Linked DNA regions of Mus musculus: region 2 is linked to region 1. Evidence: chromatin contacts called from ENCODE Hi-C or POLR2A ChIA-PET data. All regions are on one chromosome and are shown on one strand. The core of a region is the stretch at or near the end of the contact, and the rest is flanking DNA. Distances in the headings are between cores, read along the strand shown.

The links. Hi-C counts contacts between places; a loop is a spot of excess contacts on that map. ChIA-PET counts read pairs that join two places held with the same protein, here RNA polymerase II (POLR2A).
Region 2: a loop to region 1 is called in a map of heart, with 2.4 times the contacts of the local background. The contact joins the promoter of Plekhf2 here to the enhancer-like site in region 1. A Hi-C loop is called at or near these places in 6 of 37 maps with a recorded cell type or tissue (heart, mature B cell, regulatory T cell and 1 more). POLR2A ChIA-PET finds 5 or more read pairs at or near these places in 4 of 5 experiments (Patski and embryonic stem cell).

The regions. Positions count from the first base shown.
Region 1 is chr4:10,965,865-10,969,627 of GRCm38, reverse strand. No RefSeq gene overlaps it. Among named protein-coding and RNA genes, the nearest start is that of Plekhf2, 40 kb to the left of the region's middle. Within about 2 kb of position 1,597, at least 1 of the 3 ENCODE cell types and tissues checked has a DNase peak (open chromatin) inside an H3K27ac peak, as active enhancers do; it is heart, where a contact is called at or near this core.
Region 2 is chr4:11,005,766-11,009,344 of GRCm38, reverse strand. It overlaps Plekhf2 (pleckstrin homology domain containing, family F (with FYVE domain) member 2), which reads left to right and starts at 1,726. Exons shown (of 2, transcript NM_175175.4): 1 at 1,726-1,952.

The DNA.
Region 1 (3,763 bases), core at 348-2,847:
GAGGCCCCCTCTCAAACTCTATGTTCTGGTTCCTGAGAGAGAGAGAGAGAGAGAGAGAGAGAGAGAGAGAGAGAATTTAACCTCAACTTCCCCTCCAGACATAGAGCTGGGGACTCTTCTCTAGTGGAACAGTCAGCCCACTAGACTTCCTTAGGGACAGTCAAGTGAAAATCACAGTGTTTGTAGCCTTAGCCTTTAGTTTAGGGGGTCAGCTTGACCAGGTGGATGTGCTTCGGGTCTGTAGGTAGGCTTTTGTTTTTCCCCTACAAATAGACTGCAGTGAAGTACAAGGGTCCTCAAACTCACTGTGTAGCCTAGGAGGACCCTGAACTTCGGAACCCCCTGCCCCTTCCATCTCTGAGTGCTGGGATTATAGGAGGACACAACTGCCCCTCCGTTTGCGCTGCAGCGATGGGGACTGAGCCCAGGGCTTTGTACATAAGCACTGTGGTGTTCTGTATATGCTTAGCCCAGAGAGTGGCACTATGTGAAGGTGTGACCTTGTTGGAATACTTGTGGCCTTGTTGGAGTGGGTGTGCCACTGTGGGTGTGGGCTATAAGACCCTCATCCTAGCTGCCTGGAAGCCAGTATTCTGATAGTAGCTTTTAGATGAAGATGTAGAACTCTCAGCTCCTCCTGTACCATGCCTGCCTGGATGCTGCCATGTTCCTGCCTTGATGATACTGAATTGAACCTCTGAACCTGTAAACCAACCCCAACTAATTGTTGTCCTTTATAAGACTTGCCTTGGTCTGTTCACAGCCATAAAACCCTAAGGCAACCACCAAGTTACATTCTCAGCCCTAGAAACATTTTTTTTTTTAATGTGTAGCAGTCACTGTAATCTGGATTTTTCTGTCCAATTACCACTGGAAGAGACTTTAATTGTAGTCATCTCGTAAAAGAAAACATACCCATGGCCACAGATATACAAAGAGAGGCTCGGTGTCAGGGTCATGCACAGTCAGGACAAGAGCACCACACTGAGTTGCAGAGTCTATTGCCAGGGCATCATGGTGGTGCCTGCTGTGATCCTGGTGCTGGAGCATCAGGAGTACAAGGTTACACTCAGCTGCATACTAAGTCTGGGGCTTGCAGGGGCTACAGAAGTCCCCCGCAAATGACAGCCCCACAAAACGACAGAGGATGGAGAAGAGCTGGAGTCCCAGTTTTCTGTTTCTTCCTACTATACTACTCAAGGGACCCCTCTAAAGTCCCACTTAATCCTTAGTCCCTGCATAGGGACAAAGGGACAGTTGAATCACGGGAGGAAGAGATACCTGGTGCTGCCCACCTGTGCCTCTCACTTGCTGGGGTGTGTGTGTGACTTGAGCCAACTTCCCTCAAAGGCTGAGCATCCAGGGAGGGAGGCTTGTTTAAGTTTGGAGCTGCAGTTATCACCAGTGCGTCCTTCTCTTTCACTTCAACTTGTTTCATGTATGTGCTACTGTATCACCTCCAGCATCCGCCAGCCAGTCCAGAGGCACCACTTAGACTTATTTGAAAATTGTGGGTGGAGACTTTTCCAGACACATCCTCTTGGCGGACTGCCTCTGTTGTGGGAGGAGGAAGTGGTAACCTGAGCCGACTCCGGAGTCCTTTTGACAAGCAGCCTCCTGCCACCAGACAGGAAGTAAACCATCACTCCCTGGGGAGAAGGGAGGGTGCAGCCACCCTGCTGTGCCCTTAGTCCAGTATTCACTGGTCCCAGCGAGTGCCCATGCCACTGCAGTGGATGAGTTTGGTGTGTCCCAGAAACAATGCTCTTTCCTTTTGGTTTAATTGGTCTCTGGGGAGTGGTCTTAAATATATCTCTGAACCCTGAGGAAGCAACTGAGTCTCATCTGTTTTTCTTTCATTATAGGAGAGGGACACTAGTGGGTGTGAAGTTCTCAGAGTCTAGTGTGATGGTGTCCATGTATAATCCCAACACTTGAGAGGTATAAGCAGGTAGATCCATGAGTCTGAGGCCACTGTGGACTATATAACAAGAGCCAAACAAGCTACAAAAACCCAAGTGCTGGGGACAGAGATCATCAGAATAGAACTAGCCTAGCATGTTTGAGGCCCTGGATTCCTATCTCCAGGACTGTCAAGAAGAAAAGACCTCCCCTGCTCCCCCAACCCATTTCAGCATATTTCCTTAACATCACCCAGTTCAAGTATGGAAGAATTCTCAATACCACTGACTTTTCTAAGAGAAAAGTTTCCTAGGAAAAAGTTTGAAGTCTTTTCTGGGCTGTGATGGATAGTCTTCTTGTCACCTTTGGCTGGTGTAGGGAGCAGAGGAAGACCTGAGTGAGTGAAGCATATGTTGACATAGGCATGGCCTTGGCCCACGGGACAACTGGCAAAGCCATTCCTCATATGGCGCATGCTCAAGAGACATGGCAAAGCTTTTCTTAGGAATGGGTGTTTATGGATGATTGATCAAGGTATGTGAAGACTAGGAACTATGGCTTCCTTCTCCTGGATGTTTTCAGCCTGAGATTGCTGGCCACAGATACCTCCTGAAGAGACTAGTTAACCTTTGTCCCCCTGTGCTGTACCTACTTAACACATTGTGGTTGCAGCTTGCAGTGATAGCTGAACTCCACCTGGTCCCAGCTTTACTGTATGAGTGTCTGTGTGTCTGTCCTTTTTTTTTATTACCGTGCCACACCTAGCCAGGGCGATTGGACCCAAGCCATGAAGGTTGGGTGGGACTGGATTAAGAGACCCATTGAAAGATGATACAACCTTCTTCTGGGTGTGCCCATAAGGGTGTTTCCAGTAACAATTAGCATGTGGGTGAGTGAACTAAGAGAGTAGAGGACTCTGTGTGAGACTGTGATGATGCCATGTGCCATTGTACATTTTTCCAGATGTGCAGAATACAGAACACTATGAACAAAGTCTAATGTGCATGAAGTATAGCGAGTGACAGTGCTGTGTGAGTATGAGTTTATCAGTAATAAATATATTAGTCTGATGAGGATGCTGATATGGGAGGCCACACATGGGTGGAAACAAGGGACATTTGGGAAATTCCAGTAGCTTTTTTTTTTCTTCCAAATTTACTATCAACATAAACTTGCTTTAAAATCGTAGTCTTGGGCTGGAGAGATGCCGCAGCAGTTGAGAGCTCTGGCTGCTCTCCCAGAAGACCTGGTTTGATTCCTAGTACCCACATGATGGCTCACAACTATCTGTAACTCCAGTTCCAGGAGAGCTGATGCCTTCTGACCTCAGTGAACATCAGTCATGCATGTCTAGACAGGGCTGAGTGGAAAACACTTATACACATAAAATACACATAAAATAATAAAACAATAATTAGGAACTAAATAAAAAGAACTGATCTTGATTCTTATTGTTTGTAATCTTTTAAAAGGAACATAATAATTTAAAGTTTCTGTTTCACTCTGTAGCTCAGATTGGTTTGGAACTCACTATGTAGTCTAGGTTGACCTTGAAATCACAGTAATTCTCCTGCCTCTGTCTCCCAAGTGCTGGGATTGCAATCATTAGCCTCCTGTTCCTGGAAAGCTATTGTGGGAGGCGTAAGGATCCTGTGCTCACAGAGAAATATAGAGAAACCAGGAATGTTAAACACACAGCATTGTTCCTTCAAAGGACACTTGTTAACTGTCCAGAAGGCTAGGAGCAGAGTAGTTCACCGGTTTCTAATGGTCTTCTGCACTGGTGGCCAAGACAATACTGGATCGTCCCCCAGACCCTTATTGTGAGCTTGTCAATCTATAGAAACTATCTTTACGGAGG
Region 2 (3,579 bases), core at 477-2,976, 40 kb before region 1:
TATTTAATAACAAGGTAAACTGTAATAGACATATGTGTGTACACATTGTACATGTATGTTTAATAATTTTCATCATTCATTATTCTTAGCTTGTGCTTGGCATGTTACAAATATTGATTCATCTAATGACTCTTTGAAGTACTCTTATTATTCTAGTTTTACACACGAAGGAACTAAGGGTAACTAAGTATGTCCAAGGACGCAGGTATCATAGTTTGTGGCAAAGCCAAGATTTTGAGTGTAGACAGTCTGGCTTGCATCTTTGTACTTTAAGTTAAACAAGTGTGTTGTAGGGAGGGCAACTTTTTTTTGTTTTTTTTTTTTTTTGTTTTTTTTGTTTTTTTTTTTTTGAGACAGGATTTCTCTGTATAGCCCTGGGTGTCCTGGAACTCTCTGTAGACCAGGCTGGCCTCAAACTCAGAAATCTGCCTGCCTCTGCCTCCCGAGTGCTGGGATTAAAGGCATTCGAAGAGCAACATTTTTATTGATGACACTAGAAACACAGCAGTTCCTAATCTTAAAATTTAAAAAGATTTTAGAGTGTGCTTAGTCTAGCACACATAAAGATTGTGTGTGTATACGATTGAAATCCTGTAACTATCCCTATTACGACAACTGATCTCCTTTGCCAGTTTTGTTCTGGATACTAATTTAAAACAACTGTATTTGTTTCACAGACATTCTTCTTCCTCTTCCTCTTCTTCTTCTTGTTTTTCGAGACAGAGTTTCTCTGTAGACCAGGCTGGCCTTGAACTCAGGATTCCGCCTGCCTCTGCCTCCCAAGTGCTGGGATTAAAGGCGTGTCCAACACCGCCCGGCAGCTCTCAATCTTCTTAATGCTTTAATATAGCTCCTCCTATTGCGGTGGTCTCCACCATATAATTATTTGTTACTACTTCATAACTGTAATTTTGCTGTTATGAATCATAATGCAAAATATGTTCTCCGATGGTCTTAGGCGACTCCTGTGATCCGCAGGTTGAGAACTGCTCAACAGGAGGCTAAAAAGAAAATTCCTGAATAAAACTTTAATAATAACCCAATTTCTACCCCTTTCCTGTTTAAACGGTGTGCTTTTCCCAGCCAGCCAGCCTAGATGCCTCTGCTATCTCTCCGCAGCGCCTAGTAAACGCTCTTCTAACCCAGCGTCATGGTAGCACCGAGTTCTAGGTACGCGAAGCAGTTGGCCGAGGGGAAGTTTTGAAAAGAGCGGAGTTCTTCGGCATAAGGTTACACAGGAGCCTGCGGGTCATGGGTGCGGTAAGCGCAGACCCCTGGCTTGGGAGAAAGCGACAGCAGGTGTTCGGCTGAATGGCCGAGCCGGGCGGGGTTGGCAGACGCGGTTGGGTGGCGAGAAGCAAAGCCTTTCCTGTTCCTTAGGGCGGGAGGCGTGGAGGCAGCTTCCGCCCATTCTTCCAGAGAACTTCGCGGACTGCTTAAGAGCCCTTTCCGAAGGCTAGCCCGAGTCAGGAAAGTCAGGTCAGGCGACCCAGTCCAGCCTCAGCTGGCTCAGACGCGCGTCACCTCTGCAGAGGCGCGCGTTCCCCAACCCCGCCGGGGGAGGCCCCCGAGTGGGTGTGGCCTCCGCTGAAGAGCCCGCCCCCCGTGCGGTCGCGTGGGGATGGAGGGGCGGGGCAAGGCGATGGGCGGGGCGAGGGAGCCGGGAAGAAAGGGCAGGGCGGGTGTGCTCGTGCCCGTGTTTGGCGCTTGGGCGGGGGCGCGCCGGTGCGCGCGCAGGAGGGAAGCCAGCCGGAGCGGCCGTTGTCGGGTTCGACTGGAGGGGCGGTGAAGTCACCTGCGAGCGGCTGCGCCCGCCGCGTCCGGATCGCGCCGGCCTCGCGGGGCCCCACGCAACCCTGCGAGGCTGGGGTCGGGGAGCAGGCGGAGTCCGCGCCCGGAGTCGGCGACTAGGAGGACTCGCACCCTCGGCGCCGCCGCCCGCGCGGGGTCGGGTAGGTGCCATGGGGGTCGGGACGCACCGGGCGGCGGCGGGCTGGGGAGGGAGAAGCGAAACTTTGCGGGCGCCTATCCCCGCGGGCCCGGGCCAGCCGTGGCGCGGGGAGGGGTTGGCGCGGGCGGCGGCGGCCGACGCCATGTTGGGGTCTGTGGGAAACGGGGCGCTCGGGCGGCTCCCCTCCGGGCCGGCGCTCGGGCTGGAACCGCCTGGGTCCCGCCGCGCCCGTCCGCGGGACGCCGCCCGGAGGGCCAGGGCCGGGACCATAGACGGCGGCTGGGGACTGGACCTCGCGTCGCCCCCGAAGTTGTGGGGCAGCAGGACTCGGGTCCCCAGATCGTGCGGTCTGAAAACTTTGCAGGGTCTGGGCGTCAGGGGCACGCTCTGACTCCAGCAGTTTATTTTATGACTTTATATGAAAATGGCACCGTACAATTGGCTCAGATAGGAGCGGTAGCTTACACGCTACTTGAAGGGTTTTTTTTTTTTAAGTTTTATGATCTTTTGCCTAGTTTTTTTTTTTTTTTAATGTTATTAAAGGCCAAGAGCTGGTTCCCCAAGTTGCTCGAGTAGCCTTGTATAGTCCTCGAATATTAAAGCAGTAAGTTGTGTGAGTGTGCAGTGGAAATGACTAGTATTCAGGTTACATACACCTAAGCAGTAATTCAGACTCCCAAGTACATTAAACTGGTAAATGCCTTCTTTGTTATGTTTTAATATGTTGCCTAAGAGACTCGTTAAAGAACCATTTAGAGTTGAACGTTCAGTTGAAACGTTAAGGCATGTGTTGTCTTAAGACTAAGTGAAATAACCCAGTGTGTTGGCTCATGCCGGTTTTCTGAGCACTCCCGCGGGCTAGGGCAGAAGCATTGCCGCGAGTTCAAGGCCAGCCTTGGCTACAGCTTGAGTCTGAAACAAACAACCCCAGGACCACAACAAACAGATTAGGGTGATTTTGACGATTCAGTTTTTTTTTTATTCTTTTTCCTTTTCGTTCCTTAAAGGTGCATGAGTTTTGAGCCCCTATCTTTGTACCTTTATAGCTTAAGGGGTGGGAGGACCCAGGTTAAATCAGAATTAACCCAGGCTATTTTTAATCACTATGGGTCATGAGAGCATTGGGAGGTGAATGGTATTAAGTTGCTTATTTGGAAAGCTCTTTATAATCGCCCCTGCCCCCAAATGAAACTGGTGTACAGCATGAAGTAGCCTAGTAAATAAATACCCTTAAAAAAATAAAGGCGGCTTTAAAATTATGTTAAATGGGCTGAAAAGACTCTTAACAATGCAGAAGCCGTAAACAGCCGTGGTGGTTTTCCTTTTTTACTCTTTAGTTTTTTAAAATCATTCTACTATGTGGGGAAGGAGGAGGCACGCAGCCCCAGACCTCACGCAGAGAGGTCAGAAGACAAATTTCCTGAGTTTCTTCTCTTCACCATGTGATTATGGGGATGGAATTTAGGTTGTCAGGCTTGGGGGCCAGCTGCTATCATTACTTTCTGAGCCACTTTTCTGACCCCTCTATTTTTAATTATATCGTGTGTGTGTGTGTGTGTGTGTGTGTGTGTGTGTACATTTGTGTGGGCACATGGCACAACTGTGGAGGTCAAAGGGATAACTTTGGA